Linked DNA regions of Homo sapiens: region 1 is linked to region 2. A link is an interaction called in ENCODE POLR2A ChIA-PET data of the cell type or tissue named here. Cell type or tissue: MCF 10A. All regions are shown on one strand. Each heading gives the region's core, and the rest is flanking DNA. Links, peaks and the distances in the headings are about the cores only. Region 1 overlaps UBAC1 (UBA domain containing 1). Region 2 has its middle 19 kb from the start of TMEM250.

What was found. ChIA-PET counts read pairs that join two places held together with the same protein. Peaks named below come from ENCODE experiments on the same cell type or tissue, not always from the same donor. Only the 100,000 strongest peaks of a DNase experiment are listed, where the experiment ranks them.
Region 1: POLR2A ChIA-PET joins it to region 2 with 5 read pairs; 2 of 35 experiments call an interaction of 5 or more read pairs at or near these places.

The regions. Positions count from the first base shown.
Region 1 is chr9:135,934,143-135,943,557 of GRCh38, forward strand. UBAC1 (UBA domain containing 1) reads right to left here. Exons shown (of 10, transcript NM_016172.3): 8 at 5,531-5,617; 9 at 4,080-4,218. Among named protein-coding and RNA genes, the nearest start is that of UBAC1, 23 kb to the right of the region's middle. RefSeq lists a silencer at 7,581-7,875. In MCF 10A, for the core only: no CTCF peak of the experiment used is centred there; no DNase peak of the experiment used is centred there.
Region 2 is chr9:136,132,798-136,142,212 of GRCh38, forward strand. No RefSeq gene overlaps it. Among named protein-coding and RNA genes, the nearest start is that of TMEM250, 19 kb to the left of the region's middle. RefSeq lists a silencer at 547-606 and an enhancer at 2,786-3,326. In MCF 10A, for the core only: no CTCF peak of the experiment used is centred there; a DNase peak (open chromatin) is centred at 6,014.

The sequences.
Region 1 (9,415 bases), core at 5,310-9,309, 200 kb before region 2:
TGACCTGACACACATGGACGCACTTCAGCATAAGTGGCCCCAGGTCTACAGGCTCCAGGGACAGTGCTCACTACAGAATTCACAGCCATTCACGGCCCAGTAGCCCATGGCTGAGCACAGAGCTCAGAGTGAACCCAACTTGGCTCTGTTCATGATTGGACAATCCCCAGGCCTTAAAACAATCCTCTGGTGTTCTGATTAAAAGTCTCCAAAAACCACTTTAAAATCTCAGAAAAAGCCAGGCACGGTGGCTCATGCCTGTAATTCCAACACTTTGGGAGGCCGAAGCAGGCGGATCATGAGGTCAGGAGATCGAGACCATCCTGGCTAATACGGTAAAACCCTGTCTCTACTAAAAATATAAAAAATTAGCTGGGCGTGGTGGCAGGCGCCTATAATCCCAGCTACTCGGAAGGCTGAGGCAGGAGAATAGCATGAACCAGGGAGGCGGAGCTGGCAGTGAGCCGAGATTGCGCCACTGCACTCCAGCCTGGGCAGCAGAGTGAGACTCCGTCTCAAAAAATAAAAATAAAAATCCCAGAAAAAGACTCAGAAAGAACAAACTATAAGGTGCGAAACAGCTGTTTCACACACAGGGCGGGGAACTTAATTTCCCATTTCCTCTCAATAAACAGCAAAATAAATTCTGGAAGGATGAAAGAGTTGAACAAAAAGATAAAGAGTTAAATATGAAAAACCACACAGATGATTATTTATCTGAGGAAGGACTTTCCTTTTTGAATTTAATTTTTTTTTGAGACAGCGACTTGCTTTGTTGCCCAGGCTGGAGTGCAGTGGAGTGATCATGGCTCACTGCAGCCTTGAACTCCCAGACTCAATGATCCTCCCACCTCAGTCCCCTGAGTAGCAGGGACTACAGGTACGTGTGCCACCACTCCTGGCTGATTTTGTTTTTTTGTTTGTTTGCTTTTTTAGTAGAGAGGAGGTCCTGCTATGTTACCCAGGCTGGTCTCGAACTCCTGAGCTCAAGTGATCCTCTTGCCTCAACCTCCCAAAGTGCTACAATTACAGGCATGAGCCACCATGCCCAACCTGAGGAAGGACTGTCTTCTGTATATCCTAACTTCTGTATGTCAGAAAATGCCACACAAAATTAGAGAGCAAAAACAGTTTACAACATTCAACAAAGGAAGATGTGCCTAATATCCAAGAAGCTATTAAGGAAGCTCTAGGATTAATATTGCAATTGAAAAACACATGTGCCAGGCACAATGGCTCTCGCCTACAATCCCAGCACTCTAGAAGGCAGAGGTGGGGGGAGCGCTTGAAGCCAGGAGTTCAAGACTAGCCTGAGCAAAAAAACGAGACCCCATCTCAACAACAACAAAAAAAATAGCTGGGCATGGTCGTGCATGCCTGTAGTCATAACTACCCATGAGGATGACTTGAGCCCAGGAGGTCAAGGCTGCAGTAAGCTGTGATTGTACCACTGCACTCCAGCCTGGGTGACAGATCAAGACCCTGTCTCCATAAAAAGAAGGAAAACAAATAGATGACACGCATAGACAGTATGTAAAAGAAGAAATGCAATGGCCAACAGAAAAGTATTCAACATTGCTAATAACCAAAAGGAATGCAAGTGGCCAGGCGCAGTAGCTCAAGCCTGTAATCCCAGCACTTTGGGAGGCCGAGACGGGCGGATCACGAGGTCAGGAGATCAAGACCATCCTGGCTAACACGGTGAAACCCTGTCTCTACTAAAAATACAAAAAATTAGCCGGGCACGGTGGCGGGCACCTGTAGTCCCAGCTACTCAGGAGGCTGAGGCAGGAGAATGGCGTGAACCCGGTAGGCGGAGCTTGCAGTGAGCTGAGATCGTGCCACTGCACTCCAGCCTGGGTGACAGAGCGAGATTCCATCTCAAAAAAAAAAAAAAAAAGAGGAATACAAGTTAAAACAATGAAGGTCTTGTCTATAATATGGAGGTGGGCAAGTGTGTGTGCTGGGGGCAGATCTTGCATGGACAGTGGCGCCATCACTGCACTCTAGCCTGGGTGACAGAGAAAGAGCCTATTTCTATTAGGAAAAAAAAAAGAAAAAGTTATTGGACAGACCCCAAGGCAGCACACACTAACATCCTAAGGTATACAAACAGCTGGAGAGCTAGGAGGAATATGCTTTCAGTGTGAAAGGAATCACTAAGAATAAAAATAAACTCACAAAAGACCATTCTCAAGTTTTAGAATTTGGGTACAAAGAAGATCCCTACCTCACACCACACACATACTTCTAGGTAGATTATGGACTTAAATTAAGAGAAACTTTTAACATTTTTGGAAAAAAAAATAAAAGGAAAACGTGTTTCTGACTTTCGGATAGGAGGGTTTTCCTTTTTCTTTTTTTTTTTTTTGAGGTGGAGTCTTGCTCTGACGCCCAGGCTAGAGTGCAGTGGCACGATCTCGGCTCACTGCAACCTCCGCCCCCCAGGTTTAAGCAATTCTCTGCCTCAGCTCCAGAGTAGCTGGGATTACAGGTGCATACCACCATGCCCAACTAATTTTTTGTATTTTTAGTAAAGACAGCGTTTCACCATCTTGGCCAGGCTGGTCTTGAACTCCTGACCTCGTGATCCACCTGCCTCAGCCTCCCAAAGTGCTGGGATTACAGGCGTGAGCCACCACGCCCAGCCATGGAGGGTTTTCTTTAAAGGTTCACATCTTAAAAAAAATACAGACACACTGAAGGACATCAAAACACGGGATTCTGCCCATCAGTGTGAGGAAATAAACCAGAAACTGAACAACGGCATCTGCAACACAAATAATGGGAAAAGGGTCAGCATCCAGGAGGTGAGGACCTTTCTGAATGAATAAGAAAACAATCCAAGAGAAAAGCAGGCCAAACGCTGAGCGGAAGGTCTCTCACAGCCAAGGTTCTACAGGCGGCCAATACGCTTCTGAAAGAAGGCCAGCCTTCAAGATCAGGGCACGGCCATCGCAGCTCCAGAGACACTTCCAGCCTGCTCGGGTGGCAAAGGCCCTCCCAACATCCAGGAACTCAGCTCCTGGGGACCAACAGGTCTGTAATCCCAGCACTTAGGGAGGCTGAGGCAGGTGGATCACGAGGTCAGGAGTTCGAGACCAGCCTGGCAAACATGGTGAAAGCCGTCTCTACTAAAATACGAAAAATTAGCCAGGCGTGGTAGTGCACGCCTGTAATCCCAGGTACTCAGGAGGCTGAGGCAGGAGAATTGCTTGAACCTGGGAGGCGGAGGTTGCAGTGGGCCGAGATCATGCCATTGCACTCCAGCCTGGGTGACAAGGCGAGACTCTGTCTCAAAAAAAAAAAAAAAAAAAAATCAGGAGTGGCACCACATGTAGACAACCCAACGAGCCCTGGGTTCCCAGTGCCTTCCATCAAGAAAATACTCCACAACCCCCACAAAGAACGCAGTCAGTCACAGAGGCCTGCTTAAAACATGATTCTACTTACACAAAGGCAGCAGCAAATGAGAGATTGTTTAAGGAGACACAAATACGGCAAAACTCTACCGGGAAGCAGAGAGGTAAGCCGCGGCCACGGCGACGGCCACACCGGAGGGAGGGATGAGGTGCATAGGGGAGGGGCACCCCAGGCCCAAAGCTGAATAGTAGATACATGGCTATTAGTTTTATTCTTCTTTAAAGTTACATCATCATATACACTTTTGTATGTACGTATCTCACAATAAAAATAAACCATTGCCATCGAAGACCCTGACGAGTAGTAAGAGCAAAAGCCCAAACCACACCTTGTCCTCCCGTGAGTTCCTAAGCTGCTGGCGCAGTCTCCACCCCGCTGGCCCTCGGAAAGCCACTGGCACTGGTTTTCTGAGGCCTATGTCAGGGTCATCGCGCAGGAGACAGTCACACCACGATCAGAACCTGACCTGCGGGCCCCACAGTGACGTAGCGGGACTACACCCGCAGGATGCCAACCTGCATGGCAGGACGTGCTGCCAGCGCACGGCGATCCTCAGCGCTGGATCCTCCGTATCGCCTCCGCAGCACCTATTTGTCCTGCAAGGGAACCAGCCAGCCTCCCCGACCCGAGACTTAGCATAAAGAAGGCGCACATACCTAGCAATGTTTTCGGGTTGGTCAGGCCCAGCTGCACCACCGGGTTATCCAGGATGGCCTGAAAGAGAGGACTGTCGGGGTCGATGCCCTTGTCCAGCTCCTCCGGAGAGGGCTTCCGGTCCCCCAGCAGCCACTCGCACTGCAAAGCCAAGAGCACCAATACCACTGTTAGCGCCTTCAGTGCCTCCGCAAGACGCCACCAGCAGCAGGCATGACAGCTCCTGCACCTTTCTGTGAGTTCCTGTTGAGCCCCCAGGGCTGATCTCCCTGGAAGGGACTCTACCGTGAAGACAAACGCAGTCTGGATTCACTGCCGTGCGTGTCAGACCAGGCCAGAGAAGGAAGAGCTAGTCCGCTTTTCTCTGCAGACCCTGGTGTCGCAGGGATCACTGACTGCTGCCGCTTCCCCACTTACCTGGGCCAGTGTGGCCCACCCAGGAGTGTTGGGAAGGTGATTAACAAATGTACCAAGTGCCCAGCTTGCCTGTGGTCCTGTTATGGGCAGTCAGCAGTGCTGGAGCCATGAGGACACAGGCTCCTCATCTCTGTCTTGGAGGTGTGAGCCACGAACTCCACTGGCACGGGGGATGGTGGGGGGGGGATGTGGGCCACCACAGGGACCTCCCCAGGCACAGCTCCATCAGCCCAGCTGGCACACGGGCACAGGACGGGAATCATTCTTGAGTCAGTTTAATCAGAAAAATGGGCTGGGAGTGGTGGCTCATGCATGTAATCCCAGCACTTTGGAAGCCAAAGCAGGAGGATCGATTGAAGCCAGGAGTTCAAGATCAGCCTGGGCAACAAAGGGAGATCTTGTCTCTAAAAAACTAATTAGCCGGGCATAGTGGTGCATGCCTGTGGTCCCAGCTACTCAGGAGGCTGAGGCAGGAGGATCGCTTGGGCCCAGGAGGTCGAGGCTGCAGTGAGTGTGATCACACCGCTGCACTCCAGCCTGGGGGACAGAGTGAGACCCTGACTCCAAAAAAATTAAAAAAAAAAAAAAATGAACAAATTACCCATCCATAAAATATGTACATATAAGGCACCCTTTTAAAAACCTAGAATTCCGTATTTTTAAATTTTTATACTGTTTGAGCCATCTATCCAATTGTCTCACTTTAAAAGCCACATAGCCGGCTGCATGTGAAAGTAGGCAAACACACGGCCTCCACCACGCCCGGGGCGCTCACGAGTGAGGCTCCCAGCACTCGCCCAGCCTGACACACTCACTCACCACAGCCCACACTCACAGCCCACACTCACTCACCACAGCCCACACTCACTCAGCCCACACTCACTCATCACAGCCCCCACTCACTCACCACAGCCCACACTCACCACAGCCCACACTCACTCACCACAGCCCACACTCACTCACCACAGCCCACACTTACCACAGCCCACACTCACTCACCACAGCCCACACTCACTCACCACAGCCCAACACTCACCGCGGCATTCTGCTGGTTGTTGTTCACTCTGAGGGCATCTATCACCTCTTTCTCGTCGAACCCCATCTCCATCAGGGAAATGACGGCCTAGAGGACAGCACAGCCGTTAGCTCGCTGGGGGCGGCAGGAGGCCGAGGAACCAGTGACCTGCGTGCAGAGGGGCCCGCTCCCCGCACCCTAGCGGAGGGTGCTCCCAACAGCACTGAGGACGCTGTCCGTCCACGTTCTTTCCTCACAGCTCTGCTAAAACAGATCTTGGTTTTCAGCATCCTAAAGCCGAGGAAGTGCAGGGATGACTGTAGTTAGCAGAGCCGGGGGGCAGTGCAGCTCCCAGGCTTGTCTTCAGGGAGCCACAGGTTGTGACAGGTAGAAACGCATCGCTTATGTGGACACGAGGCAGTCAGGCCAACTTCAGACCCTTTCAGGTTTGTCCCGATGACTGTGTGGATAAGACTGTCTCGGCAGCCACCGCAGGTTTACCCCAGAGGGCCTTGTTACCCAAAGAGAAGTGGCATTAGGGAAAGGCCACGTCAGTAAGTGCAATCTCAACGGAAACAAAAATGCCATTGTAACCTGTGAAAAAAGGTTTTATTCAGATTTTATCTTAGAAAAAAAAAAATCCTAGGGCCGGGCGCGGTGGCTCACACCTGTAATCCCAGCACTTTGGGAGGCCGAGGCAGGCGGATCACCAGGTCAGGAGATCAAGACCATCTTGGCTAACACGGTGAAACCCCGTCTCTACTAAAAATACAAAAAAATTAGCTGGGCGTGGTGGCAGGCGCCTGTAGTCCCAGCTACTCGGGAGGCTGAGGCAGGAGAATGGCATGAACCTGGAAGGCGGAGCTTGCAGTGAGCCAAGATCGCGCCACTGCACTGCAGCCTGGGCGACAGAGCGAGACTCCATCTCAAAAAAAAAAAAAAAAAATCCTAAAACTAATTTTTTAACTTTTAATATTGAACAAAACTTAAGCTACAACTGAACATATGCTAATTCGTTTTTGGGGAAGGACATACATTTTCTGGACACAATTCATGTAACAAGATAATACATCCTCTACTCTGGAGATTTATACCACAATGTTTAAAGGGGTCCATTTTGAAAAAATATAAATAAGTAAGATGAAGGCTTCATCAAAATTTCAAGGGCCTCTCCTAATCCCTGAAAGGTCAGATCCCACTCTCTTGAAGCCCCCAGAGTCCTCTCCATCTTTGGCAGTTTTCCGGCCACCATAAGGTGGTCTAGGGGTGCCAGCCCCACACAGCTCCCAGCACCACCCAGGCTGACTTCATGCAGCACTGCACCCCGCGGACGGTGCACGTCCACAGCCAGTCTGGACTGCACCATCAGATGCTTCCAAGAGAACCTGGCAGAAAAAGACTTCAGCTGGGGTGGAGCTCAGGAAGGATGCTGGCTAGAGCTAAACTGTGTGCATGATCAGGTCAAAAGTCCCAGCCGGGAGCAGTGGCTCACGCCTGTAATCCCAGCACTTTGGGAGGCCGGGGTGGGAGGATCACTTGAGGTCAGGAGTTTGAGACCAGCCTGGCCAACATGGGAAAACCCCATCTCTACTAAAAATACAAAAAGTAGCTGGGCGTGGTGGCGGGCACCTGTAATCCCAGCTACTCGGGAGCCTGAGGCAGGAGAATCGCTTGAACCTGGGAAGTGGAGGTTGCAGTGAGCCAAGATCGCACCACTGTACTCCAGCCTGGGCGACACAGTGAGACTCCATCTCAAAAAAGAAAAAACTCTGTATTTTCTATTTATGGTCCATCACAATTGCCTTCCTGAGCCACACCCTAATCCAGGAGCTCCAACAATGAACTCTGGAAGAACCCACCGCACAATATTTTGATATCAAAGTCATACAGAATAGCCTGGAATCTACTGAATTCAAGGACAGGATGCCCTCCTCACTAGCTTCAATAGGAAGTACTGTCGCTCATTTCTACCTCAGCCCAGGAAATGATGCCCCAGTACTCCCAAGGCAACACCTGGCAGTCCCTGCCCTCCCTCCCAGCCCATGGGGGCAAAGACTTGCTTGTGGGCAATGGGAGAGGGGCCTTGCGCTCACGGGCTGCAGGACGTCGGGCCCTGCCAGCTCTGCCCCCGGACAGCAGGCATCCTGTCTACCACTGGGAAGGGAGGGGCAGCAGGAAATCTGTTTTGGCCTCAAGTCAGAGCTCTCCAATCCTTTCTCAGTAACAAAGCTAGTATCTCGATCCCTACTGGACGACTGCCTGATCTCATGACTTGTACAGAAACCAAAGGCTAGGAGGACTGATGGGCTGGCCCCTCAAGCCTTGACCACCTTGTGATGATTTTCATCAAAGAAGACATTCTACGGAATGTTGTTCTGACACAGAGAGATGACGGGAGGGAATGGCAATGGGGAAGATCTTAGGAAAACGAGCACGTTAAGATTGTTAAGAATGAGCATCCATATTTAACAAAAAGGCTTAAGATGGCAAGAAAGTATATGACTAACAACCTCCAAGAGACCGTGCAGGACCACAACACACGAGAGTGCGAAGTCCAACCTCAGAGCACAAGGGACCCAGCTGGAGAGTGACTGCTCCACTTGGACAGGCTTCCAGGATCAGATGTAAACTTGGCTCCCTAGGAGACAAGCACAACGAGACAAACTTCCTGCTAAACCTAGAAATGCTAGATGAAAATAAAACAAAAATGCTTTTAGGTTAGGCACAATGGCTCATGCCTGTAATTCCAGCGCTTTGGGAGGCCAAGGCAGGAGGATCACTTGAGGCCAGGAGTTCAACACCAGCCTGGGCAACACAGGGAGATCCCTATCTGTACAAAATTTTAAAAAATAAAAAATTAGCCCTGTGTGGTGGTGCGTGCCTGTAAGAGCTACTCAGGAGGCTGAAGTAGCATCATTTGAGCCCAGGAGGTCAAGGCTGCAGTGAGCCATGATTGTGCCACCGCCACTCCAGCCTGGGTGACAGAGTGAAACTGTCTCAAAAAAAAAAAAAAAAAGAGAAACTTTTACATGCAGAGCTAACCTCACAAGAAAGGGATATCCACAAGTGAGAAACCCAAGAAGGAAGAGACAGAAAGCTAGCCCTGGGAGAGGGTGTGCGCAGGGGCTGCCCTGGGAGGGCGGGGTCTGATGTCTACACACAGACAGAACGTGCGCCTTGGGCCCATGGGAGGTAGGGAGTGGGAACTGAGACCCTTACTTAAAACAGGACCCTGAAAAGATGAGAAAATAGACTAGAAAAGCATTTGTCTCAATGGGATCTAACTAAAGAGCTTCTGCACAGCAAAAGAAACTACCCTCAGAGTGAACAGACAACCTACAGAAGGGAACGTTTTTGCAATCTATTCACCTGACAAAGGTCTAATATCCAGAATCTACATGGAATAAACAAATTTACAAGAAAAAAACAACCCCATTAAAAAGTGGGCAAAGGACATGATCAGACTCTTCTCAAAAGAAGACAGTTGGCCGGGCGCAGTGTCTCACACCTGTAATCCCAGCACTTTGGGAGGCCGAGGCGGGCAGATCGCTTGAGGTCAGGAGTTTGAGACGAGCCTGGCCAACATGGTGAAACCCTGTCTCCACTAAAAGTACAAAAATTAGCTGGGCGTGGTGGGTGTGTGCCTGTAGTCCCAGCTACTCAGGAGGCTGAGGCAGGAAGAATCCAGCCTGGGCGACAGAGCAAGGCTCAACATCACTGATCATTAGAGAAATGCAAATCAAAACCACAATGAGATACCATCTCATGCCAATCAGAATGATGATTATTAAAAAGTCAAGAAACAACAGCTGCTGGTGAGGCTGTGGAGAAATAGGAACGCTTTTACATTGCTGGTGGGAATGTAAATTAGTTCAACCACTGTGGAAGACATGTGGTGATTCCTCA
Region 2 (9,415 bases), core at 3,598-7,597:
CTGAGGTCCGCTGAGCAGGAAGTGCAGCCCTGGCTCCGGGACCTCAGCCCGAGGCCGGCGCTGCTGCGGAGCACAGGCCTCCTGAGGCCGCCCCACGCGCAGGGGCGCTGCAGAGCGCGGAGCCCGGGAGCTCGCACCGCCTGTTCGTGGGGTCCCTGGGGTGCAGGGGTGGAGGACATAGGAGTGTGGGGGTCGTGGGCAGACCCAGGCGGGACGCTGTGCCAGTGCCGCCCCGAAGGCCCAGTGCGCAGGGTCCCCCGCGCCCCAGAGCCTGCCCCGCCCCTACGCCGGTACCCCCTCCAACCCCGGCCTGCCCCCCCAGCCTACTCCCCCCACCCCCGCTCCTGCCCCCACCCCTGCCCCTAAGCTTGCCCCGCCCCCGAGCCCGCCCCCAACTCCCGCCCAGCTCCTGCAGCCGCCCCGCCCCGCAACCCCGAGCCTGCCCCGCCCCGCCCCGCAACCCCGAGCCTGTCCCGTCCCCGCACCGCATACTCCACCAACCCCGGCCTGCCCCGCCCCGCCCCGCAGCCGCGCAGTCCCCGCGCTGGCTCCGAGCTGGTCTGGGGAGCTGCAGCGCTCGCCAGCGCCAGGGGGCGGCCTTGTCCTTCCCGCGGCTCCCGGACCCCCGCGTGCTGGGTCGGGGAGACCGCCCGGCAGCACCGCCCCCAGCCCCGCGCCCGGACTCCTGTGCCCCTTCCCTTCCTCCTGAGACGGGAAGAGCGGCCCCGCGGCCTGGGCGCGGGCTTTTCTTGCAGGAGCACAGGCGGGGGGTGGGGGACCCAGGCCAGGGCGCGTGCGTGCTCGGCGCCCACTCCAGACGGTCACCCAGCAATCACCAGCGGTGGGGCGGGGAGAGACAGAGATAGAGAGAGATAGAGAGGGAGAGAGAGAGAGGGAGAGAGGGAGAGAGAGAGGGAAAGAGAGAGAGAGATGGGGGAAGAGAGGCAGAGACAGAAAGGGAGACAAGAGCGTACGAGGCATGGGTTGGTGCGAAGCCCGGGTGTGCACCGGGGCTCAGGTGAGCCAGGCTGGCACCGGACGCCTCCCGTGGAGACAGCGCGGGGTCCCGGTTCCACCAGGATGTTCCACAGTCTCCTTCGGGGCTGGCAGCGAGGCCGAGGGGAGGAAGTGATTTGTCTCCGCGCTGACAGGCTGCGGGGCACAGACCGAGCCCTCGGGGAGGCAGCCGTTAGTGCTGCTTGTAAGATCAGTCAGTGGTCGCAAGAGAAAGGGCTTGACCTTTCAAGGGTGCCCCACACTGCACAAAGACCCCCTGGCCGCTGGTCCCGGCTGGTGCCATTGTCTCCCTCTAGGTGGTCTGGGCTGCTGAGGGTAGGTGTAGACAGGAGTCCCACAGCCCCGGGACTGGCTCACCCCGTCCTCTTCCCGGGAGCGTTAGGGCTGCAGCTTGGACACGGCCTGGTCATCTCCCCAACCTTCCCCCCGGCAGGCAGTTCCTCCACTACCCACCCGTGTCCCCAGCCTTCCCACTCAGCAACTCGAGCATAAGACAGACACCTGTTGGGTAAATGGCTCTTCCAGACAGAGACAGCTTCAGACAGGAGGCAGGTTGGCAGGCCAGCAATGGCTGACGATGCTCCGGGGTTTCTGGAAATAGTTCTGTGAGCTCTAGGAGACAGGGAGGGACAGTTCAGAAAGGAGTTGGTCCCGTAAAAGCATTTGCGTGATAATGGGCCAGGCGTGGCTCACATCCATAATGCCAGCCCTTTGGGAAGCCAAGGCATGAGGATTACTTGAGGGCAGGAGTTTGAGACCAGCCTGGGCAACATGGTGAGACCCCTGTCTCTACAAAAAGATTTTCTTTAAAAAAATTAGCCAGGCATGGTGGTGTGCACTTGTAGTCCTAGCTTCTTGGGAGGCTGAGGCAGGAGGCTCACTGAAGCCCAGGAGGTGGAGGCTGCAGCAAGCCATGATCAGGCCACTGCACCATGGCACTCCGGAGTGACAGAGTGAGACTTTGTCTCAAAAAAAGAAAAAAGAAGAGAAAAACTAAATATAGACTTTTTTTTTTTTGAGTTGGAGTCTGGCTCTGTCACCCAGGCTGGAGTGCAATGGCGTGATCTCAGCTCACTGCAACCTCTTCCTCCCAGGTTCAAGCCATTCTCCTGCCTCAGCCTCCCAAGTAGCTGGGACTACAGGCGTGAGCCACCACGCCTGGCTAGTTTTTGTATTTTTAGTAGAGACGGGTTTTCACCATGTTGGCCAGGCTGGTCTCGAACTCCTGACCTCAAGTGATCCACCCACTTTGGCCTCCCAAAGTTCTGGGATTACAGGCGTGAGCCACCGCGCCCAGCCTAGACTTTATTGTTTAGAGCAGTTTTAGGTTCACAGCAAAATCATCATTCCTCAGAGTCCACAGCGTACATTAGGGGTCCCTCTTGGAGGTGTGCATGGCGTGGCTTTGGACAGGTGCATAAAGACAGCACCCACCCTCACAGCGCTCTGTACAATAGTTTCCCTGCCCTAAGGGTCCCCGGTGCTTGCCTCATGCCTCCCTCACCCCTGCCCCGGGGTTTCACTGATTCTATTGGATTCTTTCTTGGGATTCTGGCCAGGCAGGGGCAGGGGTTCACATTGCTCAGACAGGAGACAGGCTCCTGGGGCAGGGGCACTCACCCTCAGGACGGGCTGAGGCCTGAATCGAGGCCAGGGCCACCCACCTGGAAGCGTGGCTTAGCCCCATCCTGTGGGCAGCTGGTCGGGCAGCTGCCGTGGCCCTTGCTGGCTACTGTCACATGCTGCCCTGGCCCTTGCTGGCTACTGTCACATGCTGCCATGGCCCCTGCACGCCCCTTGGCACAATCGTGGCCGTGGGGAGCTGTTCTGTTGTGGAACGTGAAGGTCATGGAGACCCACAGTGGCACAGGCAGCATGTGACCAGCTCTCAGTCAAGTGCTAAGGGAATGTCCAGCAGGGCTCTCACCCCGTGCGGAGGGACAGCCCTGAGGTGGCCCCAGCATTTCCTGCCGTTGGCCGGGGAGGCAGGGTCAGCTGCTTGAGTGTCTGGAGGCTGCTCCCCTGCCCAGCCCGCCTGCTGTGTGCCCACAAGCTTGGTGGCCAGGAGACATTTGTCAAAGGAATGCCTGATTGCATGAATGAACAGATGCCTTCTCCCATGAATTGCCTTGGTGCCTACAAAGGCAGGACCAGAGGCTCCCGCCTGGCTGTCAGAACTACAGGGCGATAGGGTGGCCTGCTGTGCCCACCCCCACAACCTCCCAGTGGCCATTTATCTGCAGAGCTGGTCCCCACAGGGATCAGAGCTTGGCAGGGGCTCCGATTTGCCCAGTCTTGAGGACTTGGCCATCACATACCAGGCTCCAGGTAAGGGCAGCCAGTCTATTGTCCCTGGAGTGACGCTTGTGGTGGAAGCCACAAGTGTCCCTCACTCCAGATGCCCGGGATGCGCCGGACACAGGCCGCAGGGGGCACGGGCGTCGAATTAACATTGCAGGAGGGTCCCGCGACTGTTGATATCAGCACTTCGGGGTTATTTATGAATTCATCTATTTCCTGGGACAAGCCATTCTGCATTTGGTTACCATGGTAGCTTTAAACCCGGTATCTTATTAATTCTGCATGTTATGAAATAAATATAGATCAGACAATTGCAGTGATGGTTCTATCTTTTTATTATGCATTTGGTTCTTGGTGCCGGGGATGGGATGCTCCCAACACACCACCGTCAACACACATCCATCAGCCTCGGGGGCCTGGGCGGGCTGCAGGGGCGCACTCCTGCGCCTGAGAATGGAGTGGGGCTGAGGAGGGGACACGAGGCTGTCTCAGGGAAAGGGTGAAGCTTGAAGACCCCCCAGGGCACCGGCAGCTCCTGAAGGAATTCCTACAGCCCGGCAGGGATGGACGCACCGGGGAAGGAGGCCGGTGTCCTGGGGTGCTTCGGCTGGAATTGCAGGGCCAGTGGGTTGGAATGGCTCCCACCTGCGGACTGGGACCTCGTGGCGCTGCCGAGTGGAGGTGCCTGGGGCAGGGGCCACTCAGCCGCCCCTGGCACTGCCTGAGCAGAAGAGGAGACTCCATCGGAACCAGCACTCAGCAGCATGAGCAGAAGAGGAGACTCCATGGGAAGCAGCAGGCATCGCGGTCCCTGATGTTCTTGAGGTTTCAGGCTGGCAGGAGGAGTCCAGTTAGAGAGGGCCCAGAGGTGGAGAGGGGGCCTGCCGGGATCTCTTTTGGGCACCTTGGCTTTCGCTTAGTTTCGTGGGCCATTGTGGGGACTCAATGAGCACTTTACGTGCCCCGGATAAAGCTGAATCCCCCAGCGGGCTGGGAAGCGGGGCTGTTTCCACCTCCACTTTGCAGAGCCCAGAGACACGAAGTCACAAACTCACCGGCTCATGGCGAGCAGGACTTGAACCCAGGGCTGTTTACTGCGGGGCCTGGCCCTCCCTAGGCTCTGAAGCAGAGTCCCCTGTGCATTCCTGATCTCTTCGCCCCCAGAAAAGCATCCCCACGTCTATCTGTGCTTGCCCACTGCAGACCAGGCAGGGGCCGTGTGGCCAGGTGTCACCTCTGTAGCAGTCAGCACCCAGGGCTGGCAGCAGGCAGTCTGAGGACCAGTGAGGGCAGGGCGCTGTGTCTGGCAGAGTGGCTGCTTGGGAGAGACATTTTCTCCCGGAGTCTCCCCTGCCCAGGGTCATGGTTCTGGCACAGATGGCTCTAGGGAAACAATGACAGCCTTTGGCTGGGTCAGGCCTTTGCTTCCTCTGACCACTAATGGCCCTGGGCTGAAGGCCAAGAATGCACCAGGAACCGGGACGGGCAGGGCCAGGTGAGCAGGGAAGAGGGAAGGGTCCCAGTAAGGGAACTGGGTGCAGGGTGCCCAGCTGGGGCTTTGCAAGCAGCCATCAGGCAGAGACCTGGGGCAGAGGAGACTCCTGGAAACATGCACCCTGCAAGCAGAGGAGGTGGCGTGGGCCTGGCTGCGGCGCTCGCAGGTACCCCCTCAGCGTGTCATTGGCTCAGGGGCCCCACCCCCTTCTGTCAAAGGACTGGGAGGTCACCAGGGTCTGTCCAGCTGCAAGTCCCCGATTCTCTGCAGAGTCTTGTTCTTTGGGGCAGGCTGGGACCCCGGCTGCCTGTCACCCTGCCACGGCTCCACAGCGGCCCATCGATCCCCCCATCCCCTGCCAGCGGCCACGCCAGCGTGGGCCACTCAGACGTTCCCAGCCCCCAGGGCCCGATCAGGGCATCGACAGAACGGCACGCTCGCCATTTAATTAAGCTTAGTTTAATTAAAAACCTGGAGTTCTTTATTAGACTTGGTAATTGATTTAATTTTCTGTGGAATTCAAGTGCCAAACACCTCTTTTGTGTGAGCTTGTGAATTTTGGCAGGTGGAGTCGGACAGCCAAAAAGGAAAATCCCTCCTCCGCTGGGTGAGGTTTGTCTCACAGCAGCACGGGCAGAATCCTCTGCTGACCCACCCTCCTCTCCCCTCGCTTCCCCTCCTCTCCCCTCCCTCCCCCTCCCTCCCCCTCCCTTCCCCTTCCCTCCTCTCCCCTCCCCAAAACCTCCCTTCCCTAGGCCAAGGGTTTTTCGCCATGGGGAAAGGCCGCCCTTGCTACTGGGTGGGGTTTCTGGAAATCCCACAGTGGCTCGGGTCTCTGCTGGTCCCCGGGCTGGCGGTGGAGAGGGGTTTCCTTAGGTGATCCCAGGGGGCCTCTGGATGGGGAGGAGGATGTGGGGTGCAGGGAATCCATTTTGTGGGTTATTTTTGGAAAGTTTGGTCCTTCCTGGACAGTTTCAGCCCTGCCTTGCTCCTGAGGGAGCTGTAGTCCTGATGGCAGGTGGTCTCACCCAGTGGTGCCTCACATGTCCCCAGCCAGGTCCCTAGAGTACAGAGCACCACGCGGTGGCTGCACTGGAGCTTGATGGCTCCCGGGAAGGAGCGGGACACAAGAAAGGCAGTGGGGTGTTTGCACACAGGAAACCCTTCACTCACCTGTCTCCCAGGAACGCCAGCGCCCTCTGCAGGACATGTGAGCCTCCAAGTCACCTCGAGATTAAAGCCCCCCAAGCATCTGGAACAGCAGCTCCGGCGACAGCCCTTCATTACTGAAAGCCTCAGAAGGACACAAGCCCTCCTGTCCAGTATGCAGTGGTGACCTTTGACTCTTGGCTGCTCCCAGGGCGGGAGAATACCTTCTGTAGAAGGAAATTTCTCTTTCCTAATTGGAATAGATCATAAAAGCAGGGATTTTTTTAATTATTTATTATTTATTTTTTTTTTGAGATGGAGTTTCGCTCTTGTTGCCCAGGCTGGAGTGCAATGGCACGATCTTGGCTCACTGCAACCTCCACCTCCCAGGTCCAAGCAATTCTCCTGCCTCAGCCCCCTGAGTAGCTGGGATTACAGGCACCCGCCATCATGCCTGGCTAATTTTTGCATTTTTGTAGACACGGGGTTTCTCCATGTTGGTCAGGCTGGTCTCGAACTCCTGACCTCAGGTGATCCGCCCACCTTGGCCTCCCAAAGTGCTGGGATTACAGGCGTGAGCCACTGCACCCAGCCACAAACAGCTTTTAAAAATAGAGGCTGGTGGCGGGGCACAGGGGCTCCTGCTTGTGATCCCAGCACTTTGGGAAGACGAGGGGGGACTGATTGAAGCCTGGAGTTGGAGACCAGCCTGGGCAACATAGCGAGACTCCATCTCTACAAAAAATAATGTAAAAAAAATTAGCCAGTTGTGGTGGTGCGTGCCTGTAGTCCTAGCTACTCAGGAGGCTGAGGTGGGAGAATCATTTGAACCCAGTAGTTCAAGCCTGTGGTGAGCTGTGATCACACCACTGTACTCTAGCCTGGATGACAGAGTGAGACTCTATCTCTTACCAAAAAAAAAAAAAAAAAAAAATCAATCAATCAATCAATAGAATAGAGGTAAGGGCTGAGTGCGGTGGCTCACACCTGTAATCCCAGCACTTTGGGAGGCTGAGGCGGGTGGATCACCTGAGGTCAGGAGTTCAAGACCAGCCTGGCCAACATGGTGAAAGCCCGTCTCTACTAAAAATACAAAAATGAGCTGGGCATAGTGGTGCATGCCTGTAGTTCCAGCTACTCAGAAGGCTGAGTCAGGAGAATTGCTTGAACCTGGGAGGCAGAGGTTGCAGTGAGCTGAGATCGAGCCACTGCACTCCAGCCTGGGTGACAGAGCAAGACTTGACTAAAAATTAAAATAGAATAGAATAGAATAGAATAGAATAGAATAGAATAGAATAGAATAGAATGGAATAATGGTTGAGCTTTGCGAAAACACTCTGGTGGTTCTTCAGACTCTGAAGCACAGTTACCATGTGACCAAGCAATCCAATTCCTGGGTTCAAACCCAAAAAAATGAAAGCAGGCACCTGCAAGAACTTGCACAGGAATGTCCACAGCAGCGTTACTCACAAAAGCCAAAATGTGGAAACAGCCCCAAGGCCCATGGATGGGTGAGTGGATAAACAATAGATCTATTGAGGGAACTGTGATGTGGGCCTAAAAAAAAAAGGAATGAGTGGCGTGATCTCGGCTCACTGCAGCCTCGAACTCCTGGGCTTATGTGTCCCTCCCACCTCAGCCTCAAGTAGCTGAGACTACAGGTGCACACCACCATGCCCAGCTTATTTATTATTTATTTATTTTTTGAGACAGAGTCTCACTCTGTCACCCAGACGGGAATGCAGTGGCACGAACTCAGCTGACTGTACCCTCCGCCTCCCAGCTTCAAGTGATTCTCGTGCCTCAGCCTCCCGAGTAGCTGGGATTACAGGTGTGCACCACCAGGCCCGGCTAATTTTTGTATTTTTTAGTAGAGGCGGGGTTTAACCATGTTGGCCAGGCTGGTCTCGAACTCCTGGCCTCAAGTCATCCACCTGCCCCGACCTCCCAAAGTGCTGGAATTACAGGGTGAGCCATTGTGGCCAGCCTAATTTATTTATTTTTGTAGAGACCGGGTCTCACTGTGTTGCCCAGGCTAGTCTCAAACTCCTGGGCTCAAGCGATCCTCTGGCCTCGGCCTCCCAAAGCGTTGGCATTACAGGCATGAGCCACTGCACCCAGCCAAATGTTCGAACAGATATCTGGGAACCCAGCAGCCAAGTCAAGTTGACACATGAAATTAACCATCACTCCATCCTCACGATTCTGAACCGCACGCCTCAGTGGCATTAAGTGCATTCACGTTGCTGTGCAAACAACATCTTCCTCCATCGACACAGCTTTCCCTCTTTCCAAACTGAAGCTCTGTTCCCACCCCCTCCCCCCGCCCCTGGCGTACACGCCTCTGCTGTCTGTCTCCAGGGCCTCTCGGAGGAGGAATCAGGCAGGCCTTGCCTTTTCATGGCTGGCTGCTTTCCCTGAGCACAACATCCTCCAGGCACGTCCCCATCGTAGCTCGTGCCAGAATTTCCTGGGGTTTCTTTCTGAAGTGAAGAAAATGTTCCAAAATTGACTGTGTTGATAGTTGCACACATCCGTGAGTATACAGAAAGCCATTGAATCATACGCTCTAACTGGATAAATTGGATGCGATGTGAGTTCTATCTCAATAAAGCTATTATTTAAAATATAGAGGTCAGCTGGGTGCAGTGGCTCACACCTGTAATCCCAGCACTTTGGGAGGCCGAGGTGGGCTGATCACCTGAGGTCAGGAGTTTGAGACCAGTCTAGCCAACATGGCGAAACCCTGTCTTTACTAAAAATACAAAAACTAACTGGGCGTGTTGGTGCATGCTTGTAGTCCCAGCTACTCGGGAGGCTGAGGCAGGAGAATTGATTGAACCTGGGTGGCGGAGGTTGCAGTGAGCCGAGATTGCGCACTCTAGCCTGGGCAACAGAGGGGGACTCCGTCTCAAAAAGCAATAAAAATGAATAAAAATTCAAAATAAATAAATAAAATATAGAGGCTAAGTGCAGGCCGCCTGCCCCGTCATTCCCTATCTTGTGAGGGGCTGAGCGCTAGAGACCAGAAGCTGTGGATTTTCCAGCCAGGCCCTATTGGCTGAGGCACACGTGTGGCTCCCCCAAGACAAGAAGCTTCTGGAAACTCATGGCGCCCAGCACCGAGCCAGCGAGCCAGCTTCCTTCCCTGCTAAGCCCATCCCACCCCGGCAGAGCTCCCTTGTCTCTGCCCACCCCAACCCGGAGGCTGCTCACCCTCAGCTCCTGCCCAGCTCTGGCCTCCTGGCAGCATAGCGAGCTTTCTAGAGCATTCTGGAGCTTTCCAAGGCAGCAACTGCAGTCCCAGCCATTCTCCAAAGCTTAATTCTGCTCTCACCTAGTCCCAGCTGTGACCAGTGCCCGCCTCAAGAAGCCTACAGCCCAGGGCCCGCCCTCCCTGCAGACCGGACAGCAACGCCACCTCTGGGAGACTCGTGGGGACGGGGCCCAGGG